Regions from separate parts of the Homo sapiens genome. Here region 1 is linked to region 2. The links are chromatin loops, found by intact Hi-C in ENCODE. Cell type or tissue: adrenal gland. All regions are shown on one strand. Links, peaks and the distances in the headings refer to the core of each region. The heading gives the core; the rest is flanking DNA.

Evidence for each region. A loop is a pair of places that touch in the nucleus more often than their neighbours do. Peaks named below come from ENCODE experiments on the same cell type or tissue, not always from the same donor. Only the 100,000 strongest peaks of a DNase experiment are listed, where the experiment ranks them.
Region 1: a loop joins it to region 2, with 2.2 times the contacts of the local background. A loop is called at or near these places in 13 of 110 quality-filtered maps.

Annotation. Positions count from the first base shown.
Region 1 is chr6:12,219,768-12,230,299 of GRCh38, reverse strand. No RefSeq gene overlaps it. Among named protein-coding and RNA genes, the nearest start is that of EDN1, 65 kb to the left of the region's middle. In adrenal gland, for the core only: no CTCF peak of the experiment used is centred there; no DNase peak of the experiment used is centred there.
Region 2 is chr6:12,031,074-12,041,605 of GRCh38, reverse strand. All of the region lies in intron 2 of HIVEP1 (HIVEP zinc finger 1), which reads right to left. Among named protein-coding and RNA genes, the nearest start is that of HIVEP1, 24 kb to the right of the region's middle. RefSeq lists enhancers at 4,305-4,804, 4,805-5,306 and a silencer at 6,916-7,210. In adrenal gland, for the core only: no CTCF peak of the experiment used is centred there; no DNase peak of the experiment used is centred there.

The DNA of each region.
Region 1 (10,532 bases), core at 2,739-7,738, 190 kb before region 2:
TATTTTTCTCCTAGGAGCAATGTAGTTCAGTATTCACTCATTCAGTGTTCGTAGTGATCCTGTAGAACATAACTGCAATGAGAATAATAATAATAGGAATCTCATGAATAATAAAAATCAATTGTAATTACCATTGGTAGCTCTTGTTTCCCAAAATGCATATACCTACATTTTTTCTAACGAAGGAAATTATTTGAAAGAAGATAATTCAAAGAAGAGAAATGAATACTTTTATAAAGAGAGAAAATGTAAGATGAAAAGTAAGAGGACCTGGGGTTTATTGAGTTTGGAGAAGAGACATCTGTGAGTCTTTCTGATCTCCATTTTAATCAAGGCTCAAACAAAGCACAGACGATCCTCCCCTAAAGCAGGTCTGATTGTGTTTGAAAGCAGGGGGCATTTTATTGGTCAGGGTGACAAAATTTTGGAACATGGAGTTTCTACCCCAACCAGCTTCAAAAAAAAGAGAGATAACTGACATTAATTTACAAAATTGCTTACCTGAACTTAAGAGTTCTAAAACAGACAGTCAGACTGGCTTTTCACAGCTCTGGGACCCTGTAAATGGCATCCACCTGTCAGAGGCTCTGCTAAGTTAAGAGACAAGGTCTGCAATTACAGAATGGTTTTCCCCAGGAAAGAATTAACTAGTTTGAATAGGCCCATATAGGGATTACAGCTAAGCCATTGGCCATGTCCTGACAAATATTTTCCAGACTGTGTTTCCTGAAAAGTAAGGTGGGTCGGGTTTTATTTCACTAGGGTATATGTGCATGGGTGAGTGGAAAGGAAGATAAAGGGGATGTGTGGGTGTGAGTGTGTGTGTGTGAGTGTGTGTAAATGTAATGATACATCTTTTCTATATTCATGTTTCAGGTTTTTTTTAAGAACATATTATTCATCATTTTGTTCTTATCTCTGTAGTACAAGGATATGGGATTTGAAATCACACCAAGTGCATTTGAAGCTCACTTGCGTGGTCTTGGATAAGTTACTTAAACCTCCCTACCTTCAGTTTCCTTATCTGGAAAACAGAATACCACGTTGACCTTGCAGGATTGTTTAACAGATTCTCCCTCTAGTTCAAGCTGCTCTCACGGTGTTCTGTCTCTTACTTGTCCCCCAGTATGCGTTCTTTCACTAGTAAAGCGTAAATTCCACCAGGGCAGGTACCGTGTCTCTTTTCCTCACCATGTGTACCCCCAGAACCGCATGTACTGGTGTGCCTCTTGCATAAGCAGGAGCACAATAAATGTCTGTTGAACGAACTTCTGTAAGAGAGTCACTGTTAGGTTAAAGTTCTTCAAAAGTGCATCGCTGCCCATAGAGCAAAGTTCAAACTCCTTAGAGTGCCATAAAAGCTGTTTTTGAGTCAGCTCCTGCTTACCAAGATCTAACTCAGCTCTCGGCACCCTCCTCCCTCCTCCCAAGGCTTCTGGGCATGCCTGTGCAGGTGGCATCCTACAGGAGGGCTCCCCGACAAAGGCTCATATAGAGGCTGACCTCAGCCTCCTGGTGCACAGCGGAGAGACTCAATCATCCCAGAGGAAGTCTCTTTTTTCTCATTGGTTGGCCTAGAGAGGGGACGCCCTTCTGCAATTTATTCACCTCGAGATGAGAAGTTTCTACTTTGCACAACAGCCCATGCACAGAGCAGCATCTGTAAGCTTCAGCCATGCAGTTTCGTTTCCAGTACCCTCAGGCTGCTCCAAGAGCTCTTGCCTCTGGGCTTTTGAAGCGTTGCTCTTTCTTTACCTGGCTAAATACCATTTCTCCTTCAGGTTTCGGCTTAAATATCACTTCTTCCCCAAAGCCTCTCTGACCCCCAGGATGGTTACTGGCCACTCAGCACGCCATGCTTGCCTCTTTTCTAGCATTCATTCATTTACCCACTCACTTATATAATGATTATTTATTAAGCGCCAGCCAGAGTAAGGTGCCAGTGTATGGCAGTCCACAAGATGGACACAAGTCCTGTCTCTTGGAGCTAACAAAACATCAGCGAAGACAGGCATTAAATAAATCACTACACTTGGCCAGGTGTGGTGGCTCACGCCTGTAATTCCAGCACTTTGGGAGGCTGAGGTGGGCAGATCACTTGAGGTCAGGAGTTTGAGACCAGCCTGGCCAACATGGTGAAACCCTGTCTCGACTAAAAATACAAAAATATTAGCCTGACATGGTGGTGCATGCCTGTTATCCCAGCTACTCAGTAGGCTGAGGCAGGAGAACACTCGAACCTGGGAGGCGGAGGTCACAGTGAACTGAGATCACACCACTGCACTCCAGCTTGGGCGACAGAGCAAGACTCCACCTCAAAAAAAAAAAATTACTGCACCAAGAAATGTTTTATCTTAATTCTGAAGAGGCTCTAGGATGCAGTGGAAGTGTGTATCAAACTGGAGTAAGAGAATCACCCTTTGAGACTGTTTTGGAATTTTCTAAGTTCTTGTCTGTCTGCCTTCTGGGCTGTAGCATGCCTGAGCTCTAAATCTCATTTTTCTGAGTTATAGCCCCAGAGTTTAGCATAAGACACTCAATATGCACTCCATAAATTATAAATATTGCCGATATAAATATTACCATCTTGGAAATAGTCTCTACAAAGCTGTGTACTTTCTCACCTGTGACGAAACAGATTTTGAAGTACTTCTGTCCACAATTTTTATATGTCTCTGAATAGAGACAGTTAGTGGGGTGCACGTGTGGGAGAAGTCTTATAAAACTTGGGGCATTTTCTTTTTTAATATCTAGCCCCCCTTTCTTCCTCCTCCTTAGGAGGTATGAATCCTTCCCTGCCCCTCATCCCCCAGGCCTGAAGAACCTTTCCCCTTCCAACCCTCTCATAACTGGCTGCCACCATTTATGCCTTGCCTGAAGCTCATTCATACCAACTTGTTGATTCCCCCTGGTAGCTGCATTTTTAGACTTCTTTTCAATATCTAGCATGAAAGTTTGTATGTTCTGTAAAAGGAATGTCATGTGACTATGAAAAGTTAGGGGCACTTGAGATACGGGGCTCAGCATTGACATGTGAACTTCATTGCCTCACAAGTATTTGTGTTGTCATTGTGTGACAATACTGAGATATGTTACATATATTCTTTTGCATGACCCAAATACTGCCAATAATAAAATGTTTTTCTAGTTTTAATTCTTATTTAATATTCTCTTATTTTTAATTGACAAATAAGAATTGTATATATTACAGGCCAGGCGTGGTGGCTCACGCCTGTAATCCCAGCACTCTGCGAGGCTGAGGCGGGAGGATCATGGGGTCAGGAGTTAGAGACCAAGCCTGGCCAACATGGCGAAACCCTGTCTCTACTAAAATACAAAAAAAAATAGCTGGGCATGGTGGTAGGCATCTGTAATCCCAGCTACTAGGGAGGCTGAGGCAGGAGAATCGCTTGAACCCAGGAGGCAGAGGTTGCAGTGAGCCAAGATCGTGCCACTGCATTCCAGCCTCTGCAACAGGGTGAGACTCCACCTCAAAAAAAAAAAAAAAAAAAAAAGAATTGTATAAATTACAAGGTACAATAAGATGTTTTGATATATGTATACATTGTAGAAAAATTAAAGCTAATTAACATGCTAATTAACCTCACCTACTTACAAATTTTTTAGGGTGAGAATATTCAAAATTTACTCTTTCAGGTAAACAGGAGAAATAAGTGTTAGGGATCTATTGCATAGCATGGTGACCATAATTAATAATGATGTATTGTATACTGCAAAATTTCTAAGAGTAAGTTTTTAAACATTCTCACCACATAATAAAACTTTTAAATAAAAAATTACTGTTACTGAAGGCAAACTTGGTTAAACCAAGTTAAGATGAAACTGGTTTTTAAGAGGTTGAGGAGTCCTGAGTTGAAGGTACTACAAAATAGCTGCATGAGTTTCTCACCCTCTCCGTTACCACTCCCTTCCCCTTTGCTCACACATACCCAGGGATCCAGGGATCTAGGGCTCCTGGGCTATGGTGCCATCTGCCTTTGTATGTCCCTATCTGTGCTCCTATCTTTGCATCGGAATTTTGTCTTCAATCCTGCAGCTTGGCAGTTATGCTTTATGGCCCCAGACAGGCTGCTGACAGCACCCTCTAGATTCCCGAATCCCTGGGGAGCATGGACCTTATGGATGGGTGAAGAGTGTGTGTGTGTGTATATGCACATGCTTGTGTGTCCATGTGTTGGGGAGTCGTATTCAAGAAGATGGGTGAGAAGGAAGGACATGAGAAGATACCAGGGTCCTCAACTCCGGTTGCAAGGAAGAGCATTTCAGAACTAGGGCATCCCAACTACTTGGGGAGTAAAACTGAGAGTCTAATGATCTGTGTGCTCATAGGGGCTCCTGGAGTCAGTAAAGATCTTGGACATTGGTGCCAGTTATAAGCATCGAAGGAGTAATTGAAAGAGAAGAGGGCCAGGTGTGGTAGCTTGCACCTGTAATTCCAGGCGTGAGCCAACACACTTGGGGAGTTCAAGGCAGGAGTATTGCTTGCAGTCAGGAGTTCCAGACAAGCCTGGGCAACATAGTGAGACCCCTTCTGTAGAAAAAATTTAAAAAGTAGCCAGGCATGGTCATGCACGTCTATAGTCCCAGCTGTCAGGAGGCTGAGGCTGGAGGATTGCTTGAGCCCAGGAGGTCAAGGCTGCAGTGAGCTATGATCACACCACTGCACTCCAGCCTGGGTGACAAAGTGAGACCCTGTCTCTGGAAAAAAAAAAAAAAAAGAAAAAAAGAAGAGGAAATACATTATTTATATGCACAAATAATATGCCAGTCATATATGCCTATAATGTATCAGAAGAAATGTACTATAAATTATATTGGAGTAAAACAGCAAACTCTATTCCCATTCATGAAACATACATCAATAAACAGAGCAGAATTAAACATGGGCTACATCAGACTTTGAGTCAAAATATTTGGCCACAGTGGAGAAATACCAACCGCAGTTTTGCCTTGTTTCCTAAAGAGATGATCTTTCTGGAGGGGTTTTCTGAGATGAGGGGTTTCTCCCCTTTTCCCTTCAGTCTCCTCAGCCCCTTCTTCCTCCCCTTTAATACTTATAATGGTGAGAGTCTGTCAGGAATAACTCAAACAATGGATGACCTCAGAGAGTATAAGCATTTAGCGAGAACATCAGGTAGAGAGAGGGCTCAGGGAATAAGCCTAGCTGCAAAGAGTGAGGGGAAAGAGAATGAGAGACACACTTTTTTTGCTATTTTCAGCATTCGAGAGGGGAAAGTCCCACAGTAGAAGAGAGAGCCTGCAACAATGGAAGAAGGCTGCAGCCTGTATAAAAAAAATATTTTTACATGTGTAAGACATGCAGTTAAAATGTGCACACACAAATAAGCCAGAAAAAGAGCCATCTGACTCAATAATTAGTGTAAATATAACACTAATTTTAGTCCTGTGTGAAATTCCTCAAAATTTGTGATTAAATAACATGCAGTACAACCCATTTGTTCTTCAGCCAACATATACCAAGTGTTAATTGTGTGCTAGGCATTGTGCAATGTGCGCTCTTGCCCTCATGGATCTGACAGTCAAGTGGGCATGACAGTCGAATCAGGGAACTGCCCAGGAGAGAATGTGAGGCTGCACCTTTGATGGAGAGTTCCATGGTACCAGAGAGCATCTCAGAGTGGGATATACTCTCTTAGGAGGAACAGGAAAGGCTCTGAGAAATCTCTCCTGACAAATTATGTTTCTTGAGAAACAAAAATCCTACGGTTAAGATTGCTATTGCATTTAATAACAGTTGGAATTCATATTCCCTGGACCTCTGTTCTAGTTTGGCTATCACAGCGATGAGCCTGCCAGGTGAATTGAGCAAGTTGGGAACTTATTGTAAATGTCAGCTTCTGGCTTCTTTCAAATCACTCAAGATTTAAATATCAAAGATGCAACTTCAGGACTTTCTCTTTTCTTCTAACTTTACATGCAATGTCTGGTTTTGCTCAATTGTCTACTTATTTACCCATCAATAAATATTGAGCTACAGACACTGTACCCTATGTTAAGTGTTCAGAGCACAGAGGCTAGTTAGAGATACCAGGGTGTTAGGAAATGTATGAAATGAATATATAATTACAAATTGCAATGACTATTGCTTTATGGGTCAAAGTTTGTAATTATGGACAACAGGATACACTATAGACAAATTAAGCAGACAGGCGTGCATTAAGAGTACAGCTAGCTCCATATTCTAAAGAGGCCTAAAGAAACAACTCTAGGCCAAAATTCCAAGATCATCGCCCCCAACTATTGCAGAACTAGGCCACCGAGGGAGCTCCTGCCCTTGTTAAGGAGAGAATCTCACATCCTCTGCCAGGACCCCGGCCAGTCAGATGAACCCCTCTATCCAGCTCTCTCTCACCATGTAGCAGCATGTCTAAACCACCTCCCACAGGTATGTCTGATGGGCAGAATCTCAACCATTTCTAGAACCCAGCTGCAATGGAGCCTGGGAAAGGCAGTTTGAGTCTTAGGCCCTGCCTTCGAGAAGGAGACTGGAATGCATGTTAAGGGAGCCCCACACAGTTGGCTACGGCCTCCGAGGGAAAGAGCAGGGAACTGACAGAGAAAAATAACACCAGGCATCTGCTTTAGTTTGAGTAAGAGAACAAGGCCATTCCTAGGAAGCAGCTTTTAAAGTCAGTGCAGAGGAAGGAATAGGATTCAGTTCATCAGTGTGTGCAAAGGCCCTGAGGTAGAATTTGACAGTGAGAACACACAGGAAAGTGAAGGAGGAGACTACGTGGGGAACATAGAGCAAGGCCTGAGAAGCTTGGAGAGGTGGAGGGGCTGATTGTTCAGGACCTCATGCTTTATTCTACCTGCAGTGAGAAGCCCTGAGGGGCCTTGAAAGGGGGATTTGGGTCTACGTTGTCATTAACGCATAGCCGACTAAATATGCTGTAATTCATTGTTAATGCTTTCTTCTGCAAGAAGCAAGATATGTGACTAAAAGGGCCCTAGAGAGAAGCAATTCCAGATTGGCTCAGTCATTCAGTGACTCCTGGGCCCTGGGGCAGCCTCTTCGTGGTCCTTGGTGCTGCTCCCACAGGTTCACAAGACTGTGGTTGCAGTGCCAAGTATCACGTGCTCCCTCGAACGAAGGCAGGGACCGGAAGAAACCTCTCTTTGAAAATTGGGGAAGAAAACCTGTTTTCCAGAAACCTTCACATTCCTTTGCCCAGGATTGGGTGCCATTCCTCTGCTGAGCTACAAACACACCAGGAATGTGATTATCTGAGATTTTCAGATTCTACAGTGGGAGGCAACCAGTGCCGAGAAAGCGTGGCTTTCGATAGGGAACCACAGCAAATGCCAGAGCTGTATTTTATCACAGCCATAAACTCCACACACACTCATGTCATCCACACAGAGCGAGCACAGCCTCGGAAAACACCCAGAACAAGACCAAAGTGAGTCTGGACTTGCCCAGCTAGAGAACACTAGAAACCCTAAGGCATGGAACGGGATGTCTAAAAAAAATCCACACTTGTATAAATCAATCAGTTTTTCCTCGGCAATTGCACTACTTAGAAACTTTGTTTATAAATGTATCGTTAGCATATCCATAGCACGATAAAACCCTAATGACAAGGTGCTTGTAGTATATACCAAGCCTCGCCATCAGACACAGGCCCGGGCAGGGTTAGGCTTGCCTGTGTCTACCCAGAAGCCACAGATAGATAGACTCCCGTCAGTCCTCCTACATTAGTGCTTGGCCATTTGCACACATGCGAATAAGCCTGATGTTCTTCCCCCTCTCTGTGACAGGGTGCCAGCGTCAGAGGAGTCTACCTGGATTGTACTCTTTGTAGTTGGTGTTACTACAGATCAATCATTTCTCTTTTTCAGACCAGGAACAGCATTTTACTTTCCTTATCTAGTTCTATTCTTTCATCATCTCAGAAGAGTTCCAAATTTCTCCCTCCATCAAGTAAGGGGCTAAGTCGTGTTTTCCAGTTATTGTTGTTTGCACAAGACAGAGGCAGGCAGGCACACCCCCAGATATATGTTATTTTCTGTTTCTTTCTAATGCTTGTTGGATAGAGACTAACGACCCTGCCAGACCCCAACGCCATGAAAAATCTGGACTGCTGCCCTCTTGCACACTAAGGTGGAGTGGGGAATATTCAGCTGCCTCTTTTGTTCTCATTAGACTTTCCCTAATGTATTCCCAACTCCCTCTACCAAAATCCCGGCTCCGGCTGCTCTCCATCTGGGAGAGCAGGGTTTACAGCTGTCTCTGGCTCTGACAGTGTGGTTTTGTGACCAACAGCATGAGGGGCTTGCTGTTACATAGAATGGACTCTACTCCAGAGATTTGTCTGTGAAATGTCTAGTTGGAGGTGTAGAGAAAAGGAAAGAGGCAGAGGGATAGAGAAACAGAGAGGAGAATTTCTATGAAAGCCTTCAGCTAAATTCAAGATAAAGTGTAGAGTATGATAATGCATTTTTGCAGGGAGGGGTGTGGAGTCTCGCTCTGTCGCCCAGGCTGGAGTGCAGTGGCGCTATCTCTGCTCACTGCAGTCTCTCTGGCTCGGGTAGTCCTCCCACCTCAGCTTCCAAGTAGCTGAAACTACAGGTATGCACCACCACACCCGGCTAATTTTTGTAATTTTAGTAGAGGTGGGGTTTTGCCATGTTGCCCAGGCTGGTCTTGAACTTCTGCGCTCAAGCAATCTTCCTGCCTTGGCCTCTCAAAGCACTGGGATTACAGGCATGAGCCACCAGGCCTGTCATAATGCATTTTTAACGTTGCAAAAGAAGTGTTAGCTCTGCTTTTTCCCTTGCCTGCTGCCCTGCAATTTAGAGCTTTAATGTTCAGCATCCAACCTGAGGCCCCGCCGTCTCTGTAATTCCAAAGCCTCCTATGAATAATGAAATAGAGTAGGAGAAAGGAAAGAGAAGGTAGAAGAGAAGTGAATAGAAAAAAAATGAAGATTGGATGAAAGAAAAGAGGAGAACATGATTATAAGTGTAAGTGATGGGATAAAATTGCTGGGGAGAAAGAATTCGCTCAGATAGAGAACTCTTGTACCAAACATCTGAGAGCCTGCTAAGTGCCAGGCCCTCTGCCGGGCACTGAACGCCGAATATGCAGAGATGATCAAGAAAGACAACTTTCCTGCTTTCATAGAGTGTGCATTCTACCAAGGGAAACCAAGAATAAACAAATAAACAAGTGTATGACGTAAGGTCAACAACCGATAAGTACTGTGAAGGGAAATCAGAGTAAAAAGATAGGGTGCAATAGGAGCATGGCAGGAGGCAAAGATCTCTCTAAGGAGGTATCATTTGAGAAGGGAATTCAAGAAAATGAGAGAGCAAAGGACTTCGATGTCTGGGAAAAGGGCACACCAGGCTTAGGAAAACGGAGAGAAAATATCCAGAGGTGGAAACAGTCCTGGTGAATGGAGTGAGGGAGCAGGACAATGAGGGGGAGGGATGAAAAGGGAAGGATGGCCCAGAGAAGTGCCAGGAGGAGCCCTGGGAAATTGTAGTCAGGAGACAGTTTGTGCTTTGATTTTTATGTTAAAAAATGACTACGACACTGAAGAATGGCTAAAATAAAAGTGTTGGTGAAGATGTAAAGGAACCAGAATCTTCGTATCTTATGTGGGAATATGAGTCAATAAAGCCACTTGGGAAAATGGATTGACAGTATCTACTAAAGCTGAATGCACATATACTTTAAAATTTTTTTAATTATTTTTATTTTTTGAGATGGAGTTTCACTCTATCATCCAGGCTGGAGTGCAGTGGCGTGATCTCGGCTCACTGAAACCTCCACTCCCCGGGTTCAAGTGATTCTCCTGCCTCTCAGCATACCAAGTAGCTGGGATTACAGGCACCTGCCACCACACCTGGCTAATTTTTGTTTTTTGCTTTGTTTTATTTTTATTTATTTATTTATTTTTAGTGGAGTTGGGGTTTCACCATGCTGGCCGTGCTGATCTCAAACTCCTGATCTCAAGTGATCCGCCTGTCTCAACCTCCCAAAGTGCTGGGATTACAGGCGTGAGCCACCACGCCTGGCCCACACATATTCTTTTGACCAAGCAGTTCCACTCCTGCAAATAAATATACCCCCAAAGAGGCCAGGTTCAGTGGCTCACACCTGTAATCCCAGCACTTGGGGAGGCAGAGATGGAAGGATCACTTGAGGCCAGGAGTTTGAGACCAGCGTGGGCAATAAAATGAGACCCCCATCTCTAAATAAATAAATAAATAAAGCTAAAAATAAATAGAAAAATTTGAAAAATATACCCCAAAGAAATAACAGCTTCTGTTCACTAAAAATCGTGTACAAGAGCATTCATAGCATATTTACTCATAATAGCCCCAAGCTAAAAAATAGACCAAATGTTCTTTAACTTTACAAAGGATAAATAAATTGTGGTATATTCATACAATGGAAGATAACAGCAAAGAAAAATCACAAGGTACAGCTAAATACAAGAGAAGAAATTTTTTTCAGACCTAATGAAGAGATGAAAGAA
Region 2 (10,532 bases), core at 3,740-8,739:
ATGTAACAAATTAACAAATTAAAATCTGCATGTAATGACCTGAAGGACATGAAGGATGTCTACACCAAATTCTTAAGTTGGGGGGAAGGAAAAAAAAAAAAACATGTAAGCTAGAATGTAATGTATACAGTAGCCCATATTAGCAACCCACTTTCTCCGGCTTTTTTTTTTTTTTTTTTTTTTTTAGACGGAGTCTCGCTCTGTCGCCCAGGCTGGAGTGCAATGGCGGGATCTCGGCTCACTACAAGCTCCGCCTCCCGGGTTCACGCCATTCTCCTGCCTCAGCCTCCCAAGTAACTGGGACTACAGGTGCCCACCACCATGCCCGGCTAGTGTTTTTGAATTTTTAGTAGAGACAGGGTTTCACCATGTTAGCCAGGATGGTCTCGATCTCCTGACCTTGTGATCCGCCTGCCTCAGCCTCCCAAAGTGCTGGGATTACAGGCGTGAGCCACACTGCGCCCGGCTGGCTATTTATTTCTAAAAACAGAAAGATGCAGGAGAGAGAGCAAACTGTCAACAGCTCAGAGGAGAAAAAGAGACAAACAGACCGACTGATAGTTTGGATATTTGTCCCAACCCAAATCTCATGTTGTATTGTAATGCCCAATGCTGGAGGTGGGGCTGGATCATGGGGACACACCCCTCATGGCTTGGTACTGTCTTCGTGAGAGTGAGTTCTCCTGAGATCTGGTTGTTTAAAAGTGTGTGGCACGTCCCCCCCACCACTCTTCACTCCCCCACCTTGCCATGCGATGTGCCTACTCCCTCTTCACTTTCCACCATGATTGGAAGCTTCCTGAGGCCTCCCCAGAGGCAGATGCCAGTGCTATGCTTCCTGTACAGCCTGGAGAACCATAAGCCAATTAAACCTCTTTTCTTAGAAATTACTCAGTCTCAGGTACTGCTTTATAGCAATGTAAGAACGGCCTAATACACTGACCAACATGACATGAGTTTTATCTTCAAAAATTTAAATCACACAAGTTATATGCATTGAGCAAAAAGTTATCAGAATTGGGTGTTTCACAAAGAGTGTGTGAAACAATTAATATATTGAATATATTACTGTTTTTCCCAGTCATTGCAGTTTCTTTCTACAAAAAACAAAACAGTAGTACAGCCTCAAAAATCTACAGATAATTTAGATCTATAGTTACGTATTTAAAAAGATATGTAAATCTACCTGTATCTTTATTAAAGACAGAAGGAAAGCAAGAATCAGATCAACAATGCTTCACATTGTGTGACAGGACTAAACTCTTAGAGAAAATTACACAATTTTAAATTATTCTTATTTTTGAGGATTTAACCTCTATGAACATCATAAAAGATTTGCACCACCTGGTGGAAAAGCAAAGATTCGAACACAGTTAAATCTCTTTATTACAGTGTTTCTTAACTCCTGGATCAAAAGACCTTTCAGGACTTTGATAAAAGCCCAGATCCCTTCCTCTCCAAAATGCAGGCATATGCATGCACGCCCACACAGGCACACACACATACACAGATAATAAGCAGTTCCAACAACTGCTGAGCCCATCTATAGAAAACCTTCATCTGTTGTTGGGCTTACATTTCCCCTCGACCGCCCAGCATCAGAATCCTCGCCCCACAGTTGGGGACTCCACTGCTGTTGAGTCCTGCTCAGCAGGGCAGCCAGGCCAGATGCCCGCCCTGCCTGAACTCCGGCCAGGGAACCACTGCAGGTGCTCACAGGGGTCCAGTGCTCCCTGTGGAGGCAGCATCCAAGATCCAGGCTGCTCATGGGTGGTGATATCCCCTGTCCTGGCTGCATAGCTTCTTCCCCTTGTTCCTCACTGTCTTTTAAACACAGATATCCACCTGTGTTGGGGGTTATGACAGCAACCTGACACCCCTTCCAATGAGGTCGTTCCCTGAGTCAAAGAGGCTACTTCTACTCTTTGCAATCAAGAACTCTGGCTTTACGCTTCTACTTGATTATAAGCCTCTGCCAGGACCTCCCTCTAACCTCCTACACACAAACCAACGCTATGACCTTCTAACCAACTTGGCGTCAATAGAACAAATGAGGTTTAAAGAGCTACTGGAACTGAAGGTAAGGACAGAGGATGACCCCTGAAAATACACAAGAATATCACTTTCATTAGACCTAAGGCAGGGTTCCTACAACCCAACCCCAAAAAGAGGCTTGTTTACCTGCATAGCTTCCACATGGCTCTGACTGGTATTTAAGACAATTAAGTAAATTGTCCTTTACTTTAAGTCATGACGTTGGATAAACAGCATGGTTTCAACCAAATGTGACTGACAAACATTTAATGAGAGAAAACTGGTAGAGAAAAGTTAGGTGGCATGGACACAAAAGACAATGCCTGTTGATATATGCATGTCTTTAATCAACAAAATAAAAGCTTAGCTGACCAAGCATTCCAATTTGAAAAAGGTAATCCTGGTTTTTTACATAATCACAGATTTTTTTTAGCTGAAGTAGAAATATACAAATCTAAATCCTTTCAGTGTAGATAAATAGGTAACAAAGATCAAAAAGTGGTAAGTAATTTGGCTAAGGACATAGCTAGTTCATGATAAGACTAAGGACCAAAGGGGTAACAACATTCATTCTATGTGCCTGTTACTCTGCCAGGTATATTATATAAAGTGTCCATTTTAACTCTCATCACAAATCTGTGACAGATATATTATACTCATTTTATAACACAGAGAATGACAGTCAGAAGTAAAACGTCCCATCCACAGAGCTCCTAAAAGGCAGAGTAGAGATCCAAAACTCTATTTATTAATTTCTAAAGTTAATCTTACTCCCTTCCTGGCTTTAGGGTTTGGGGAATGGAGAATGATTCTTTGTTGTTGTTGTTGGTGGTGGTGGTGGTGGTTCTTTGTTGTTGTTGTTGTTGGTTCTTTGTTGTTGTTGTTGTTGTTGTCGTTGTTGAGATGGAGTCTCGCCCTGTCGCCCAGGCTGGAGTGCAGTGGCGCAATCTTGGCTCACTGCAACCTCCGCCTCCTGGCTTCAAGCAATTATCCTGCCTCAGCCTCCCAAGTAGCTGGGACTACAAGTGCATGCCACCATGCCCAGCTAATTTTTGTATTTTTAGTACAGACGGGGTTTCGGCATGTTGGCCAGGATGGTCTCAATCTCTTGACCTCGTGATCTGCCTGCCTCAGCCTCCCAAAGTGCTGGGATTACAATCGTGAGCCACCGCGCCCATCCAGAGGATGATTCTTAACTTTTTCTGTGTACCCTGTATGCCTCTGCAGTTTAGCCAAATTGATGGACCCCTTTTCAGAATGTTTTAAAATGCATAAAATACACAGGATTAAAAAAACAATTACACCAAAATATAGTTCTCAAATATTAAAAATTACAGTTGATAAATAGTAATATCTGTGCTTCTTTATGAAAGCATTAAATAAAATCTAATAAAGCCCCGAATAACTATTGTTCCTTGCCTTCAATAGAAAGGATATCAATAGATCAAAACACTAAAACATACTGAATTTGCACGGTATTAATGTCTAACAGATACATCAGGTTCCTTAATTTTTTTCTGCACAGGATGTTTAAAAATAAGAAGAAGAAAAACCACAGACTAGGTGCGGTGGCTCATGCCTGTAATCTCAGTGCTTTGGGGGGCCAACACAGGAGGTTCACTTGAGGCTGGGAGTTCAAGACCAGTCTGGGCAACAAAGTGAGGAACTCCCCTCCCCTCCGCCAAAAAAAAAAAGTAGCTAGGCACACTGGCATGTGCCTGTAGTCCAAGCTATTCGGGACGCTAAAGCAGGAAGGGGACAAGCCTTAGCTTGTCCCCAGAAGTTTGGGGTTGCAGTGAGCTACAACTACACCACTGCACTCCAGCCTGAGCAAAAGAGCAAGACCCTACAAAAAAAAAGGAAAAAACAATAAACAGAATTATCATTTAGATTTCATTCTCCCTGTTGAAGAACATTTAAAAAGAAAACAGGAAAACACTCACTGCTACTATCTATTTCATATACAAAATTCTTTTCCATAATATCCAGTGCAACCTCTCAGCCACATACAACTACATTATCCACAAATATGTTTATATTCAACATAACCTACAGTCCAGCAATAAAATGCAGAAAGGAATATGGTTTCACAGATTGGGAGTCAGAAAATCTAATTTTTGCCACCAATGCAATAAACGGTCTCAGGAAAATCATCGCTGATCAATATATGAATGACCACAGTAGCAAACACACGAAGAAACTGACACAGACAAACATCTCTTTTGATTCTACACTTATGTTTACTAAATAGCCAGGCAACCAAAAAAGGTGCTCAAAAATTATGAGAATGTGGCATGATTAACAAGACAAATAATACATACTGAACTTTGAAAGATGAAAAACCTGCAAGAAGTGAAAATGAGGCACTCCTCTTCCAACCAAAATACGATATACACCCACCCACTCCAAGACCCGGGCCTCAACACCCACTCCGTCCCCTCCATCACTGCTCCTGACTGTTAAGGTCACCCTGAGATAACTTGGTCCTTGTAAATATCCACATCCTCCAAAACTTGAACGTCACTACTTTATTTCCATGGTTGCCTCCATTCAGCCAGCCTCCACCCAAATGATCTGGCCAACTCCTATTCATTCTCCAAGACCCAGCCTCCACACCATCTTCTCTGGAGGGCTGTTTTTTGTTTGTTTGTTTTTGGTTTTGGTTTTTGAGATGAATCTTCTGTTGCCCAGGCTGGAGTGCAGTGGTGCAATCTCAGCTCACTGCAGCCTCCGCCTCCCGGGTTCAAGCACTTCTCCTGACTCAGCTTCCCAAGTAGCTGGGATTACAGGCGTGCGCCACCACGCACACCCAGCTAATTTTTGTATTATTAGTACAGATGGGGTTCCCCCATGTTAGCCAGGCTGGTCTCGAACTCCTGACCTCAGGTGATCCACCTGCTTCAGCTTCCCAAAATACTGGGATTACAGGCGTGAGCCACAGCACTCAGCCAGAAAGCTGCTCTTTCATACTGTGTTGTTAGCTGCTTATGTGTCCGCCTACAGGACCACAGAGATCACCCAAGGGGCTGTGCATCCCTGGAGCCTACAGCAGTGCTCAGAACACAGATTGATGAATTAACTGAAGAGTCACAGGGTAAATGCTCAATTGATGCCTGAAATTACTTAAAATTCTCATGTTGCTGTCACCCTAACAAAAGTATTTCCACAAAGACCATACAATTGTATATCCTATACATACGTGGATTTTTACATATAATGAACATTTTTCATGTTTCCACAGGATTTCAAAAATTATCATTTTTAATGTCTGCCAGAGCATAAGATCAATTTATTAGTCTGCACTGAAGGGCATTTAAGGCACTTCTACTGTTTTGCTATTAAAGATAACACCAAAATCAAGCTCTTTGAACAAATATCTTTTTGCTTCAGCTGAATTATTTCCTTAGGATAAATTTCAAGACATAAAACCCTTTAAAGCTCTACTATGTCATCAGCAATAAATGAGTATACTTGTTCCACACAACCTCAGCAGCCCTGGGTGCCATTTCTTTAAAATAGCAAATGCGTGGGTAAATAAAAATTGTCTCCACATTGTTTCCATTTTTTCTTATTACAGAGAACGATGTTTCCATATAATACTTTAGCATTTGTAATTCCCTTTGTCCATTTACCTATTGTACCTTTTCTTACGTATTAGAAAAGGCTACCTTTTTCATACTAGTTCTGAAATAAGCAGTTTATATTTTTCTATCTGTCATGCTTTTTGTTTCTGGACTGTAATTCTCTAAGCCCTAGAATGAAATCTCAATGTTTTTCTATATTTCCTACTTTCTATATATTGATTTTCTACATATCTACTCGAAAATGTATGTTGATTTGTGGGATGAATTTCAGTACTTTCCCCTCCAAACATCCACTCCGTTAATCCCAACATCATATTTAAAAGATCCTTCCCTGTTTATGTATCTGCTTATGTGGGTATACAAATAATTCTAAAACGATTAAATGTTAAAAAATAAGATTCACTTTAGAAGTACATTTCAGAAACAACAAATTTTGCTGATATACACACACAGGTTCAGAGTACAAGGAATACATAAAAAGCAAAATGTACTATGTGTAATTTTTCATTGAAATTAGATTTTTCTAGAAAGACCCACCTATCAATGGGTCCTGACACTCCACCACTCTGAACTATTCTTATTTCATTAAAAAAGAAGAAAAAGCATGCTTGCAGTTTTTTCCTCAAACAGTATGCATCTAAACTTGAAAAAGATAATGCATCATTTACATGACACCTGCTCTTCACTTCCAGTAAGTCCTATCTGCAGAATTCTGTCAGACAAATCAGGATACACTTAGAAAGATTAATCTGTGACTCCTGAACAGATACACTCCAAGTTTATTTTCAAGCAACTGAGGAATATACTGAACAGCTTTCTCTGTCACAGATTAAACTCATAGATCAATTTTAGCCAAGACCATGTGCATATACCCACCATATATAGATCCTGGTACATACACATACACACTTTCCGTAACCAGAAATAATAACATCCACATCCATGAGGTGTCAGTAGCTCTTCATACATCTGGTACCAAGCGCTTGATTTACACAAATGGTATTTTTCCCAATTCTAACATGCTGCCAGCCCCAAGCTTACCCGCATTATTTTTCCAACTACATTTTCGTTGAGATCCTGCACTTCCAGGCTGTTTCAGTGGCATGTCAGATCAGGATGCCACACACAGCCTGGTACAACGCCCAGGTCAAGAAACCACACTATTTGACCAGGTTACTCTCCTTACCCAAGTCTCTGACCCCAAATTCCTTTTTCCTCTCTTTCAAGTACCCACAATGAGAAGAAATCAGAAATACATGCATAGGTTTTACGAAACTGGGACTTAGAGAATTAGCTCAATGTGGGCACAGAAAGTAAAGAGAATTCTTGGGGTTGAGGGGGTAGCTTTCACATGGAATCAGAAAACACTGTTCTCCTTTCCCAGTCTCTCCTGACAGTTTTCATTGTTCCATAGCCCTTATCACTTTGCAGCTGTTACAGTTTTGGGCTTGTCTTAACTCTCCTATTGAACTGCAGCGTCAGGGTCGCTGAGGCTACAATGTATGCCAGAGTCACTCAGGTAACCTCCACAGCACTCAGCAGGCACAGTGCCTTGCAGGGCTATTTATCAAACATTTGCTAAGTGTACAAGAAAAATTATCCAATCTGCAAAGAATAAAAGGTCTAAACTTTTACTTAATAAAACTCATAGATTCGGTTGCCAAAAATATGATTTTTAAAGCCTAAGAAACAGTAATCATTTTTATAAATCTGTTACAGACCAGCCTCAAGAGACACATTTATATCAGTGTTTAACAAAAGTACAAGATTCAGACCAAAATGCATACATACATAACTTCTTGCTTGACTCTTACAAAAAAATGCAGGTGCTAAAAGACTATCTAATGTTTATAAAATCCATTATTTAACTACAGCAATTCTGCTCTATCATGTATGTTACTGGCATGGGTGGGTTATTAAGTCAGACCGCATTCCAGACAGCACACGGCTGCAGTTCAGGGTGAAGAGACTGCCTACAAAACGTCTGCTTAATCCCATCCAATCTTTAACCAGAGACTTCCTGATTTCACCTTACAACAAATGAGCCCTGAATCCTGATTTCCTGTATGTCTAAATTCTGCAATGCCTATGTTGCGAAATTTAAACCTATCCAACTAGTTTAAGAATTACTCTTGAGGAACACACTATCCACAACAAATGTACTCTTCAGGAGACAAGAAGGTTTCCAAGGAACAAGAAGTGTCTAGAGATTTGGCTTTTAAAAACTTAATATTTTTTTAAAAAGTATTCTAGAATAAGGTACTCTGTCAGTAAGTAAAATAGTAAGATAAACTATACAATTCTCAGTTCTAAAAACTCTATGAAAATATAGTATTATTAAGAGGGTTTGGACATACTGGAGTCCAGTTGTGTCCACCCCAAAACTAAAGGTGACATTAAAACCTGATGTAACCAAAGTTACCACTTCTTCCATATTAACTTAAATATCACAGAAGAGAACCGCTGAGGTTGAGCAGAGTGGGCTGTGGTCCAGCAAGGTTCAAGAACGTTTCTCAGTACATTCTTTGATAATCTCTCTTAGAGACCTTGCTTTGCCCCTTCTAATCATGGCCTGAGAATGTCGACATAACAATGCTACTGTCTCTCATTGTACAGATGTTCCACCTGATAATCTTTTACACACACACACACACACACACACACATGCTCCTCTACTTATAATGGGGTCATGAACTGATAAACCCATCATAAATTGAAAATATCATAAGTCAAATGCATTTAATACACCATAACCTACCAAGCATTGTAACAACCTAGCCTACCTTCAATGTGCTTAGCACATTTATATTAGCCTACAGTTGTGCAAAATCATCTAATACAAAGGCTCTTTTATACTAAAGTGTTAGATATCTCACATATTGAATACTGTACTGAAAGTGAAAAACAGAATGGTTGTATGGGTCGAAAAATCATAAGACAAACGATTGGTTAAGTCAGGGACCGTCTACATATGAGTTCATTCACCGTAAAATAACAGTGAAGTTTCATCATCACTTGTAAGCACATGAAATTTATACTTTAGAAAGGAAATCACTATGAAATGTTGGGAAATTTTGGATATCTGGGAAGAGCATTCAACCAAAATGTACCCTGAAAGAAATACACTGTATGTTTCAGTTAGTATATAAAATAGCAAAATTATTCTACAAAAAGGAGAAAACGTTAAGAAGCAAAGCTAGGTAAAGCAAGAAGATAAATCTGGTGAAGAAAAAGTTGCCAAAAACACACCCACAACCACAAACTTTCTGGGTGGGTAAACAAACGTTTGCTGAATAGCTACTAAGTACCAGTTTTATCTATGTTATATTTAATTTTCAAAATAACCCATAAGGTAGGAATATTATATCCAATTTAGGATGAGAAAACAGGTTCAGAGAGATTAAGTAACATTCTGTCAATCACAGACCTAGTAAGTTGTACCAGGATTCAATCCCAATCCCACAACTCTAAACTCCAAACTCTTGCTTTTTTTCCCCCACTAAACCACACTTTCAGTTATAGAAGTTTAAATATAAAAGTTATCATGGCCGGGCGCGGTGGCTCACGCCTGTAATCCCAGCACTTTGGGAGGCTGAGGCGGGCGGATCACAAGGTCAGGAAATCGAGACCATCCTGGCTAACACAGTGAAACCCTGTCTCTACTAAAAAAAAATACAAAAAATTAGCCGGGCATGGTGGCGCTCTTGTAGTCGCAGCTACTTGGGAGGCTGAGACAGGAGAATGGCGTGAAACCGGGAAGCAGAGCTTGCAGTGAGCCGAAATCGCGCCACTACACTCCAGCCTGGGCGACAGAGCAAGACTCTGTCTCAAAAAAAAAAAAAAAAAAAGGTTATCAGTGAACTAACATTTGCATCAGTAGTAGGGATTTTAAATATGCAGAATGCCTGCAACAGTATTTTAAAAACACAATCATCACACTATTTGTATCTTTTAAAAAGCATCTAGATTTTCTGCCAGCTTGATGGGTCTCTACATGCAGTCTTAAGTAAGAGGCCTGTCAAAACACACTGTGCAACTTGATGTTATGAGGGCCCAGGACACTGCCTGCTGCAGGAGGACAGCATGGTCCACATTCACGGTCCACAGGAGGACAGAATGGTACACATTCATAGGAAATGCAGCAAGGACAAAGTGAGGAGTGACAAATCCTCTCCACAAAACGCAACCATAAAGCCACACAAAACTGTCAAGAACCACCACTGTCAGCGCTCTGGCAATCACCCAAAGCCGTATACACGTGGAGGGGCATTTCTTCGTGGAAAGTACTGAACTGCAGGTAAGACTAGCACATTGGCATTTTTTGCCCGGGGCTGTTCCTGTCTCCCTATCCCAGTTCTGTCAGTGCCAGGGTTCAACCAAGAGGGGAAAGCTGGGAAAAGCAGCAACTTCACTGCTTTTGCCAGGCCAGGTTCACCAGATTTGGAGCACAGTCAGTTAAACTGGCAATCCCAATAGCAAGAGAACTCAAGAAAATCAATGGCAATGTCCGCCTGAGGCTGAGGTCCTGCTGAGGGCAAGCAAGAGACTAGAAGACTAGCCAGGGACTTACTAGGGAGTTCTGGTAGGTGAGCCACTTACAGTGTGCTGGGTAAACTCTCCACATGTATCCCAGGTTAACCAGAGACTCTGCACATGTGTCACCAACACTAGGGCAGTCTCCTAACCTCTGCACACTCCTGGGCCACAGAGCCTGGGCATACACACACAAAGAAGACATAAGAGGGTCCAGCTGAAAGTTAAAGCCAGGACAGATGTGAGAACTGCCTGTGATTTGAAAGTGCTCCCCAGCCCACACACAGACCCACAGGCAGAGAGTCAAGGTTCAGACTGACTCACAATTAAGCTCTGATCTACCTTTGGCTTTAAAACAAAACTACACAGGGTAACCCTCTA